Linked DNA regions of Homo sapiens: region 2 is linked to region 1. Evidence: chromatin loops called from intact Hi-C (ENCODE). Cell type or tissue: HCT116. All regions are shown on one strand. Each heading gives the region's core, and the rest is flanking DNA. Links, peaks and the distances in the headings are about the cores only. Region 1 overlaps FAM241A (family with sequence similarity 241 member A). Region 2 overlaps LINC02945 (long intergenic non-protein coding RNA 2945).

Evidence for each region. Hi-C counts contacts between places; a loop is a spot of excess contacts. Peaks named below come from ENCODE experiments on the same cell type or tissue, not always from the same donor. Only the 100,000 strongest peaks of a DNase experiment are listed, where the experiment ranks them.
Region 2: a loop joins it to region 1, with 3 times the contacts of the local background. A loop is called at or near these places in 9 of 110 quality-filtered maps.

The regions. Positions count from the first base shown.
Region 1 is chr4:112,167,901-112,173,290 of GRCh38, forward strand. The region is part of intron 1 of FAM241A (family with sequence similarity 241 member A); the gene reads left to right. It also overlaps the pseudogene RPL36AP19. Among named protein-coding and RNA genes, the nearest start is that of FAM241A, 25 kb to the left of the region's middle. In HCT116, for the core only: no CTCF peak of the experiment used is centred there; DNase peaks (open chromatin) are centred at 1,051, 1,342, 2,681, 3,509 and 1 weaker place; H3K4me3 peaks cover 4,006 bases; H3K27ac peaks cover 5,000 bases.
Region 2 is chr4:112,080,809-112,086,198 of GRCh38, forward strand. All of the region lies in intron 1 of LINC02945 (long intergenic non-protein coding RNA 2945), which reads right to left. Among named protein-coding and RNA genes, the nearest start is that of LINC02945, 29 kb to the right of the region's middle. RefSeq lists enhancers at 1,866-3,065, 2,465-2,759. In HCT116, for the core only: no CTCF peak of the experiment used is centred there; a DNase peak (open chromatin) is centred at 2,583; H3K4me3 peaks cover 943 bases; H3K27ac peaks cover 2,848 bases.

The sequences.
Region 1 (5,390 bases), core at 287-5,286:
AAGGAGAACATGACAGACATCAAGAACCAGTGTGTGGTTTCCTGAAAGTAAGCAGCCATCAGTCTGACAAATCAGTCAGGTCTGTGCAGGCTTGCCACAAGTAGGGCACAGCACATCTTGCATAAAATGCAGGTGCAAAACTTGCTGAGAGGAGAGGATCATAACTTTGGCATGTAAGCACAAACTTTATTACAGTAAGCAGAAAACTTCTAGTAATTTTCACTATATCACCATTCACCTAAAGTTAAAACAACTAATATACTTTGTTATGAAATAAGGTGACTTTATGTAGATACACTGTTTTTCAAAGAGTTTTTTCACAAGAAATGTCACAGATTCACACACTTTTCTTTATCTACAAGACTAGATTCCTACAGACTCTTTAGTTCTATAAATAATGAAAAGCAATTAAACTTTTTTTCCCTACTTAGTCCAAATGATTGATAGCTTAATAGATATTTCATTTCATAAGAATGGTACAGCAGTGGTTATTTCAGAACTCCAAAGAAAAAAATCAGCCAAGTCAATGGGTTTGACAAAAAGTGAAGTATATAAAACAAGAAGCTGTTATTGTACAGGAAACAATATACTCCCAAACAATAAATATAAATGGCATTTTCATAACTTTTTGAAAAATTGTTAGATTCATAAGTACTGTTAACTTTGCTATGAGACAAAATTCCATTATAGATCTTACTAAGAAATTATTGATAAGTTAATTTTAAAGGAAACTTAGTTCTAAGAAGGATGGTTCCTATATTTGGATTTTTTTTTTTAATTTGAGACAGTGTTTGGCTGTTGTTGCCCAGGCTGGAGTGCAATGGCGCGATCTCAGCTCATTGCAACTTCCACCTCCCGGATTCAAGCGATTCTCCCACCTCAGCCTTCCAAGTAGCTGGGATTACAGGTGTGCACCCCCACACCCAGCTTAATTTTGTATGTTTAGTAGAGACGGAGTTTCAGCATGTTGGTCAGGCTGGTCTTGAACTCCTGACCTCAAGTAATCCGCCTGCCTCGGCCTCCTGGAGCGCTGAGATTACAGGCGTGAGCCATGGCACCTAGCCTTGGATACTTCTATTAGTCATGCCTACATGTTTAACTCTTTAAATATAATATGGAAAAGATATAACAGCATAAGCAAAATAGTCTTCAATCTTCCATATAACTTTACCTTGGGCTAGGTACAAACTTAAAACTCCTATCCTAAAATGTAATTTAAAAGATGTATTTACAAAATCATGAATGTTGATAATTCTTTCAACAGATGCTGGCCAAACTACCAGAAGAGCGGCATCAGTGATATACTCAATGTTTTTAAGAATCAGTCCTCATCTAGTTAGTGCCTCAGATTCTTTCTGGTGCCGCTGATTTTGAATATTATTGCTTTTCTTCGTTTTGTCCTAAAAGGAAGTGACTCATCAAACACACAAACTAATCCAGTTCCAATCAGGATCTATATTTTGCTTATTTTGCTTTAGGAATGAAAAGGTATATGTTACAGTATAAAATCTATTTTTATACTTGCGTGCATGAATAAGAGGATTTGGGATTATGAGTAAATGCTAATCTTAAAAAGAAATAGCAACACCTCTAAGAAAGAGACAACAAAAGAGTGAGAAAGATCCAAAACAATCCTCAGGAATTGGATGGACAATTATCAAGAGGTGACTGAAAGAATTTGGGAGTATGGAAGGAGTGCCAGGAACATTGAGACACATAATTTTATAGTGAAGCATCTCAGCACAATTTTTACCAATAATACTTAGCAGCCTAAAAGAAACAGGGAAATTGGAGACTGTAGGAAGTCAGGGCATGGGGAGAAAACGTAGCTATGAATTCGTAGTTGAAATGGTAGACACTATGTATTCTCAACTGCAAGGAGAAAATAGAAGCCAAAAAGACTAAATATATAACTAATCCAGAGGCTTTTAAAATTCTGCTTCTTTCTTAGTATGTATTGTCATGTATTTGTTTATCTTCCCTTTCTGTATGATACTATGTCTTACTTGTGTTTCACAAATGTGAGATTCCTGACCTTTTATAAGAAGGTAACAAGGCATTTTTCAAAAAGCCTTTTTTTGGAGAGGTTAAGTGGGATGGTAGAGTGGATTAAGTGGAACAAAATTCCAGTTTTTTGGCGAGAAAATATTTTTTAGTCTAAAATCCCTCTGAGACTCACTACAAACTAATTTCTTTCTGTCATTCTTCTTCCTTCTTTTGGTTTCTCTATAACTAAATTTAGTTTAAAATTAAGTTATCTATAAAGGCAGCCTTTCCATGATCGTTGGAGCACATTCTGCTCATGTTAGAAGTTCATTGTTCTTTGTTTTTAGTTATTAAGCACATACAGTAGTCCCCCCTTATCCACAGGGGATACATTCTAAGACCCCCAGTGGATGCCTGAAATTGATGATAGTACTGAACCCTATATATACTGTTTTTCCTGTGTGTACATACCTATGATAACATTTCATTTATAAGTTAAAGACACAGTAAGAGATTAACAACAATAAGAATAAATTAGAACAACTATAATAATATACTGTAATAAAAGTTGTATGAATGTGGTCTCTCTTTCTCTCAAAATAATCTTATTGTATCATAGTCACCCTTCTTGTGATCTGTCGATCTGATAATTGAGGTGACTACTAAGCGACTAATGGGTGGATCATGTCAACAGCATGGATACACTGGACAAAAGCATGAGTCATGTCCCGAGCAGGATGGAGCAAGATGGTGTGAGATTTCATCACTATACTCAAAATGGCCCACAATTTAAAATTTACAAATTATTTATTTATGGAATTTTCCATTTAATATTTTCAGACCACAGTTGACTGCAGCTAACTGAAACTGGGAAAAGAGAAACTGGATAAGGGGGACTACTGTAGTATGAAGGCAAGAAAATTTCAGGGGAAAACAAGTGGTTATTTTCTGGCCAAATGTGATACATTTTCTCTCTTAACTGGATACAGTTAAAAATAGGAAAAAAAAAAAAAAAGCCCACTTTTGAAGTGCTCAATGTGCTTAGTCTTTGTGCCAACTTCTATAGTTTTTCTTTTCTTCTGGGGGTAGGAATGGGATTAAAGGTTAGAGATTGGTTTTGTTTTTTATTTTTAAGAAAAGATGAAATTTTTAAAATCCTGGTCAAATAGTAAGTATGACAATTGAGACCAGGTGCTATACTACAGTGAGCCAGATGTGTGTATAAAACAAGAAACTGTTATTGTACAGGAAAAAAAATGCAAAAACCACAAAACCATTTTAAAATTATTATTTTTACTTTCTTTCTGTGCCGATAGCACTCCTGCAAACATGGTAAACATTCCTAAAACCCACTGGACTTTCTGTACGAAGTGTGGCAAGCACCAACCCCACAAAATGACACAGTACAAGAAGGGCAAGGATTCTCTGTATGCCCAGGGAAAGCGGTGTTACGACAAGAAGCAGAGTGACTATGGGGGACAAGCTAAGCCAATTTTCTGGAAATAAAACTACAAAGATGATTGTGCTAAGGCTTGAGTGTGTTGAGCCAACTGCAGATCTAAGAGAATGCTGGCTATTAAAAGATGCAAGCATTTTGAACTGGGAGGAGATAAGGAAAGAAAGGCCCAAGTGATTCAGTTCTAAGTGTCATCTTTTGTTTTATTATGAAGACTATAAAATCTTGAGTTTATGGCCGGGTGCGGTGGCTCACGCCTGTGATCCCAGCACTTTGGGAGGCCGAGGCGGGCGAATCACGAGGTTAGGAGATCGAGACTATCCTGGCTAACACGGTGAAACCTCGTCTCTACTAAAAATATAAAAAATTAGCCAGGCATGGTGGCGGGCGCCTGTAGTCCCAGCTACTCAGGAGGCTGAGGCAGGAGAATGGCATGAACCTGGGAGGCGGAGGTTGCAGTGAGCCGAGATCGCGCCACTGCACTCCAACCTGGGTGACAGAGTGAGACTCTGTCTCAAAAAACAAAAACAAAAACAAAAAAAAATCTTGAGTTTATATTCAAAAAAAGTATTATTTTTGCTGATGTAAGTGAATCAAGACAAGTATAACTAAACTGCTTTTAAAAACTGATACATTGAAACAATTAGAATGTGAATCATCACAAGATTGATTTTATATTTATAACAAAGCCTATAGTGTAGGCTTTAGAACATAGGCTTTAGAGCCAGATTGCCTGAATGTGTCTAGATTCCACCAATTACTAAGGGATCTTGACTAAATTACATAATCTCTCTTCCTCAGTTTCCTTTATGTTTTGAAGATCATAGTACTTAAAGCATTGCCCAACACATACTATTCAATTAGTGTTCATTTTTTAAATTAATAAATGTGTCATGAAATAAGTTAAAAATTTCATTTAAACATTGCTTGTTGTTTTCAAGGCTTACATATTTCAGAGCATATCTACATAGGGATAACCTTTGAGATGAAGAGGAATACAAAGCAAGAAATCAGTCTTTGCAGGTGACTAAATTCTGAAGTGAAGATGTTTTGTAAACCACAGAATCGGTTTGTGGTTTATCAGTGCTATAACCAGCTATCCTTTTATATAATAATACAGAAGCAGTTAAACACACCATATCATTTTTAAAAACATCATTTAAATATTTGAAAGCAGTGCATTAGTGGGTTTTTTGCCAATTCTTTTGATTTAGTTTATGACCAAATTGACCTTTTTTGAACTAAATGCCAAGCATTTTGCAGCTCTTAAATGTTGATCACATTTTGCCTTAAAATATATGTATTTGTTTATAAATGTTAACCTCCACACTAGATTGTTAGCTTCTCAAAGTTAAGGATGTAATATTACTTATCTAATACTTTATAGGTACCAGAAAAAATGTTTGTTGAATTGGTTCTAAAGTGTTTTTAAAGCCAAATAATTATAAATGTTATGCTGAATATAAATGACAACATAGTTTTATTTGTTCATTTATGCGTTAATATGTTTATTTATTTGCTGTTTTTTTCTTTCTGGGCTGCCAGATATTTTGTGTTTGTTTTGAGGCAAGGTCTGGCCTTGTCACCCAGGCTGGAGTGCAGTGGTGCGATCTTGGTTCACTGCAGCCTCTGCCTCCTGGGCTGAAGCTATTTTCCTACCTCAGCCTCCTGAGCAGCTGGGACTACAGGCACACACCACCATACCCCGCTAACTTCTGTATTTTTTTGTAGAGTCAGGGTCTCACTATGTTGCCCAGGCTGGTCTTGCACTCCTGAACTCAAATGATCTGCCCACCTTGGCCTCCCAAAGTGCTGAGATTATAGGTGTGAGCCACTATGCCCAGCCCTGCCAGAGATTTAATGTGGGCCATAGAAGGAGGAGACCATTTTAATGTTTACAGAGCATTCTTGATTTACTTTTTATATTTCTACATTTTTTAAGAACTTC
Region 2 (5,390 bases), core at 115-5,114, 87 kb before region 1:
TGGTATGCATGTGGGTGTCCCTTAAAATTCCTATGTTGGAAATTAACCCCCAGTGTGATAATACAGCCTGTAGGAGGTGATTAGGAGGTACAGTCTTTAGGAGGTGATTAAGTCATGAGGGCTTTGCCCTCATGAATAGAATTAGTGCTTTTATGAAAGAGGTTGAAGGGAGCTGCCTTGCCCTTCTGCCATGAGAGGACACAGCAATAAAGTGCCACTAATGAAACAGAGAATGAGCTCTCACTAGACACCAAACCTGCCAGTACCTTGTTCGTGGATTTCCCAGCCTCCAGAACTGTGAGCAATAAATTCTGTTGTTTAAAAATTACCTTATCTAAGGTATTTTGTTATCGCAGCAGGCATGGAGTAAGATGTATTCAGAAAAAAAAATATGAGTCTTTCAGGAAAATAAAACACCCAATTTTTTCTTCATTATTAGTGACGCTAAAAGGCAAAGAGCATGTACAAGGAGAAAAAAAAAAAGGCATTGGCTTAAGGATTGGGAAGCCAACTCCCAGTCTGTCTGCCGTGCTCAACCTCTTACACATTGTGGGAAACAGACCTGCATTTTTTTAAGGTTTTTCTGAAACCATCTAATTTTCAGAATATTGCCCATTAATGCAATTAATGGACTATTTCAGAAGAAAACTTTGAAAACTGTATTATTTCTCAAGAAATATTTTGAAATTATTTGTATCTATTGAGCACCTACTTAACAAATGCTAATTTGGCCTATGGACTTGCTTCTAACTATGCATTAGCTCATACATGCATAGCGACCAATATACCTGGATATAACTAAGATGCCACAGAAAAGGTTTCCTTTACCACAAGGAAGCACAACCAGCCCAATTCCAATTACACATGGAAACTAGAACTTGGATACCATTTATTTCTCGGGTGAAAAGATTAGGAATATATTGTAAAAAATGACGACAGAGTGTCCATTTCTAATGGGGAATTTTGACACTCTATTAATAATCAATTTTTCATGGATTTTCCATTTGTCTTTTTCCCAGAAGATGCCGTTATGGCATTTTCCACAGTGGTTTAAAAATGTGTATTTTCTAATAACCTTCTAATTGTAAAAAGATAAATTTTTACAATTTATCTTTCATCAAACTCTCTGCTTTGGCTTTGTCTAAAGTAAAGGATGAAAAAAATAACCTGCTTAAAAATTTTTAATAGAGTTTACCAAGATAAATTCCTTAGGTAGGTTTCATCTGGTATTCCTATTTCCAGAGACTTCACCATGTGGAAAGATGCTCGAAACTGATAATTATATAAACCTGAAGGAGAACATTTGGCTGAACATATGTAGCTGGACTTTCAACAAAGTGTGCAATGATGTTTTATAAAAGTAATGCCACCAAGCAAGAGAGAGTCCTTTTTTAAGTCATCATAAGTAATTACATAAGTTCCCACACTCAGAGGACCAATATTTACTAAGTTTCCTAATGGCATTTAGCAACAAGTCTTACTATTAAAAAAGGAGATGTACCTCAGCAAAATATTCAGGTTGTAAATGTTTAGGGAATTAAGGAGTTGGTAGGTGGTTAATAAAACAACAAGATGCATAGCTAAGGAAAAAGCAAATGAAGCAGGAGCTGTTATTGTTTTCCATAATCACCATATAAGCCAAAAAATGTGGTTTATAATTATGATGTATGCATGGATTTGTCTAGAAAGACACATTGTGGTAAGGCCTACATCAAAATAAGATCAGAAAAACCTTTTCTAGTGGTAGCTATATATCACTAACCTACTAACAAAGGTACTAACTTCAACTTGCCTTGGGACTCAGCCTATGTCAAACAAGAGTCCTCTTTTGAGGATGAAAATCAGGCAGCATTCAGCTCACTGCAACCTCCACCTCCTGGGCTCAAGCGATCCCCCCACCTCAGTCTCCCAACTAGCTGGGACTACAGGCAAGTGCCATCATGCCCGGCTAATTTTTGTAATTTTTGTAGAGACAGGGTTTCACCATGTTGCCCAGGATGGTCTCAAACTCCTGGGCTCAAGCAATCCACATGCCTCAGTCTCCCAAATTGCTGGGATTACAGGCATGAGCCACCGTGCCCAGCCTAACATGTTGCTTAATTACACGTATCGAGCGAGTATGGTGGCTTCTTAAAAAGTTAAGTATGGAATTACCACATATGGAATATAGTCCATGGAAATTCAACTTGACCTGAATTTTAAATATATATACCTATATATGCATACACACTTGTTTTATATGTGCACCATTTGAAGTTGGCATTTATTAACAGGATATTTCTATTACTCACATGAAAAAGAGTTCGTGAGGCTTTTAGGTACACCCACCTGCACTGCTTACCTTGCAAATTCACCCCAACCTCTTTCTTGCCTGTATGGATAGTCCCATTTACATTTCATATACCAGAGAAATCCTAAGTCATTTATTACTTAAAAACCAATGATGACATTTCTTGGCAAGGCCCCAACATTATTAATTTATGAGAGAAGGCTGTAGTAACTTATCCAAGAAGGCCACATGTTTTCTTCTCTGTCATCCTTGACCTCATTTGTGGCTGTGTTTCCTCCTTCCCTGAATGCATATTATCCCCATGATCCTGGAGGAAAAATGACTCATCTGCTCAAAGGTGAATGTTTTGGAATATTTATTGTTTGAGACCTGGCTGACTCATGTTTATGGCTTTTCCTGTGATTTCTCTTTTATTCAGAGTTTCCTGAGCATGATCTTTTCACCTCTCGGGACTTGTCCATGATTTTATTTCAAAGGAAATGTCCTCCCTCAAACACTACTTTCCTGAAGGGTGGCTATTTGTCCTTAAAGTCCAAGTAAATAAGAAACCCCCTCATAGAAGTTCTTCAGGGTCCTTCTTTCCATCTCTCATTGGATTAATCACAGGCATATCTGCGCTCCCAGGGTATCTTGACACAGACATCTATGGCTGCACTTTCCTCACCACATTGCAATGTCCTTCCACTCAGAGAGGAGAGAACTGTGCACTTCCCTACTAGACTGTTGCTCTTCTCCCATGGAGAGAATTTTTTTTTGTCTCTATATTATCTGCACATAAGACAATGCCAAGAACTAATAGATTCCCAATTAGTGTTTGTTCAATGTTGATTATTTGAATTCTAACATGTTGTCTATTATATTACTAGAGGAGCTGAGATTTAAATCCAGGCCTGTTGTATCCAAAGCCCATGATATTTCCCCTCCAACATATGATCTGTGTATCTGTTCACTAAGCCTCATTTTTTTCTTCCTCCTGACCACACAACTAGAGTTCATCTTCCAGTCATAAATAAACAAAAGTAAAATATGCCACTTTAAGGCGTGGCTTCTAAAAATAACTTCTGCCAATCTTGTACCATTTATTTCTTCCTTTGTTTGCTAGCTAGATTCAGAAGACCCAATAGAGGAATCCAAGACCCTAGTAAATAGCAGAGCCATTAGATAGAAAAAGTCTGGGCTCCTGAGTCACCACGTGGAGGAAGCTAGGAATATCCTAGTAGAAATATTGTGTGAGCAAAAAAGAATACTGTATGTTAGTTATTAAGCTGCTAAAAATTTTGAAGCTTTTATTCAGCAGTTAGCCTACCCTGATTAATGTACTACCAGAATTACAATTTTTATAACATTTTTCTGATTTTTAAAAGCTACATGTACACTCTAGAAAATTTAAAAATAGAAAATAATAAAAAAGAAAAATAATATTCACTACTCAGAGATAAACATTGTTTAATATTTTTGTTATACATTACACATTTTATCAGTGTTAAGGGGCAGGGGAGGAGTTAGATATAGTAGAGAGAACAAAGAGATGTTATTTAAAAGATAGAAGTAGCAGTTTTCTTAGAGAAGAGCACTATCTTGCTATCTTTTGTTCCTTGGTAAATTATTTCATTGTGAAGTGAAGTGATGGTCCCCAGGACATAGTATAGTAAGCAGAAGAATGGCAAAATTAAATTGTTTTGCCTAACAAGTAAAAGGATTTTGAGACTTTCTGGGCAATGAAAGAGCCAAACAGAGAAGTGAGAGAGAGAAGCCAGGAAGAAGTTCTCAGTGTTGGGAATTCCCAAGAGACATTCAAGAACAAGAATGTGTAGCATCTAGTCTTACATTGTTTGCCTTGTGTCCTGCTATCCCATAATGCAAACCCCTTGCTGTGACACCCCTGGATGTTCAATGAATTCTCATCTATGTAAATGTTGATATGAGTTGTGTTTTAAGAAAACTGAGGGAAAAGGCAAGAAGTGAGAACATAATAGAAGTTAGAATCTCAGGAAGACATCAGAGGAAGAGATGACAATGAAAAACATAAGACCCCCTCCCTCCTAAATAACGTTATGTACATTTGCCCAAACTTTTCATGTCCTGCTATAATACACTTTTAACAGCTGCATGCTATTCCAGCATATGACCACTCCATCACTGACTGAACCCTCCCTATATCATGCCATTTACATTCCTTTCAGTTTTTCACTGTTAAACATAGTTCCTCAGCAAACATCCTCATACGTAAAATTTGGGTCCAGGCCCATTATTTCTTGGCTTAGCCAAGGCTCCCTTTGTTTAAAGAACAAAAAAATCGCTCAAATAAGTAGAAAAGAGCTTAAGTTAAAAAGCGAAACTTAATATAAGGATCCAGGGTTATTGCACAAAACCCACAACCTTAGGTAATAGGCCTCATAAGGAACTGGAAACCCCGGATGTAAGATCACTAGAAATTGCCATCTCTGTCACTTCCCTCAGAAGACACCCATTTTCACTTTCTGCCTGTATCTGTGTGTTTGAGAGAGAGATGCAATTTATAATTCATATTTATATTAAATAAATGATAACAGATACACAGTAGGTTCTGATAGCAATCTCCAAATCCTTCTAACTAACAAAACTACTAAATGTCACACAACTAACACAACTAGGCTTTTTTTCTTATGTGTTCTGTGTCTTGTGCTTATACCTCCTTTTCTTACTCACAATCTTATTCTAGGCATTAGTCTGTGATGAGGGGAACTACTTCTCACTTCAAAAATGCACTCAGTCATTCCCTACTTATCAACACCAGAAATGATACTCACTTCTTCCACCCCATCTTTCTCACCTGAGTGCTTTGTCCATGTGAGATGATCTTTACATTTCACAAAAGAGCTTTCTTCAGTATCGGGGGTGGGGCAGCGGCAGAGGTCTGCATCTTCTCCAAAATCCTATTTGCCTTTGATGCCCACATTGGGATCTGGAGTCTGGCAGGCTCTTGATTTCATCTCTGTTCCCTACTATAATTTTTCAAGTCTTATTTGTGGTCTATGGAAATGTTTGCCTTGTTTTGAGTTGGCCAGGTACTTCCACATATCTTCTTATAAAACTTGTCTAGCATTGCTGTTTGTTTGAA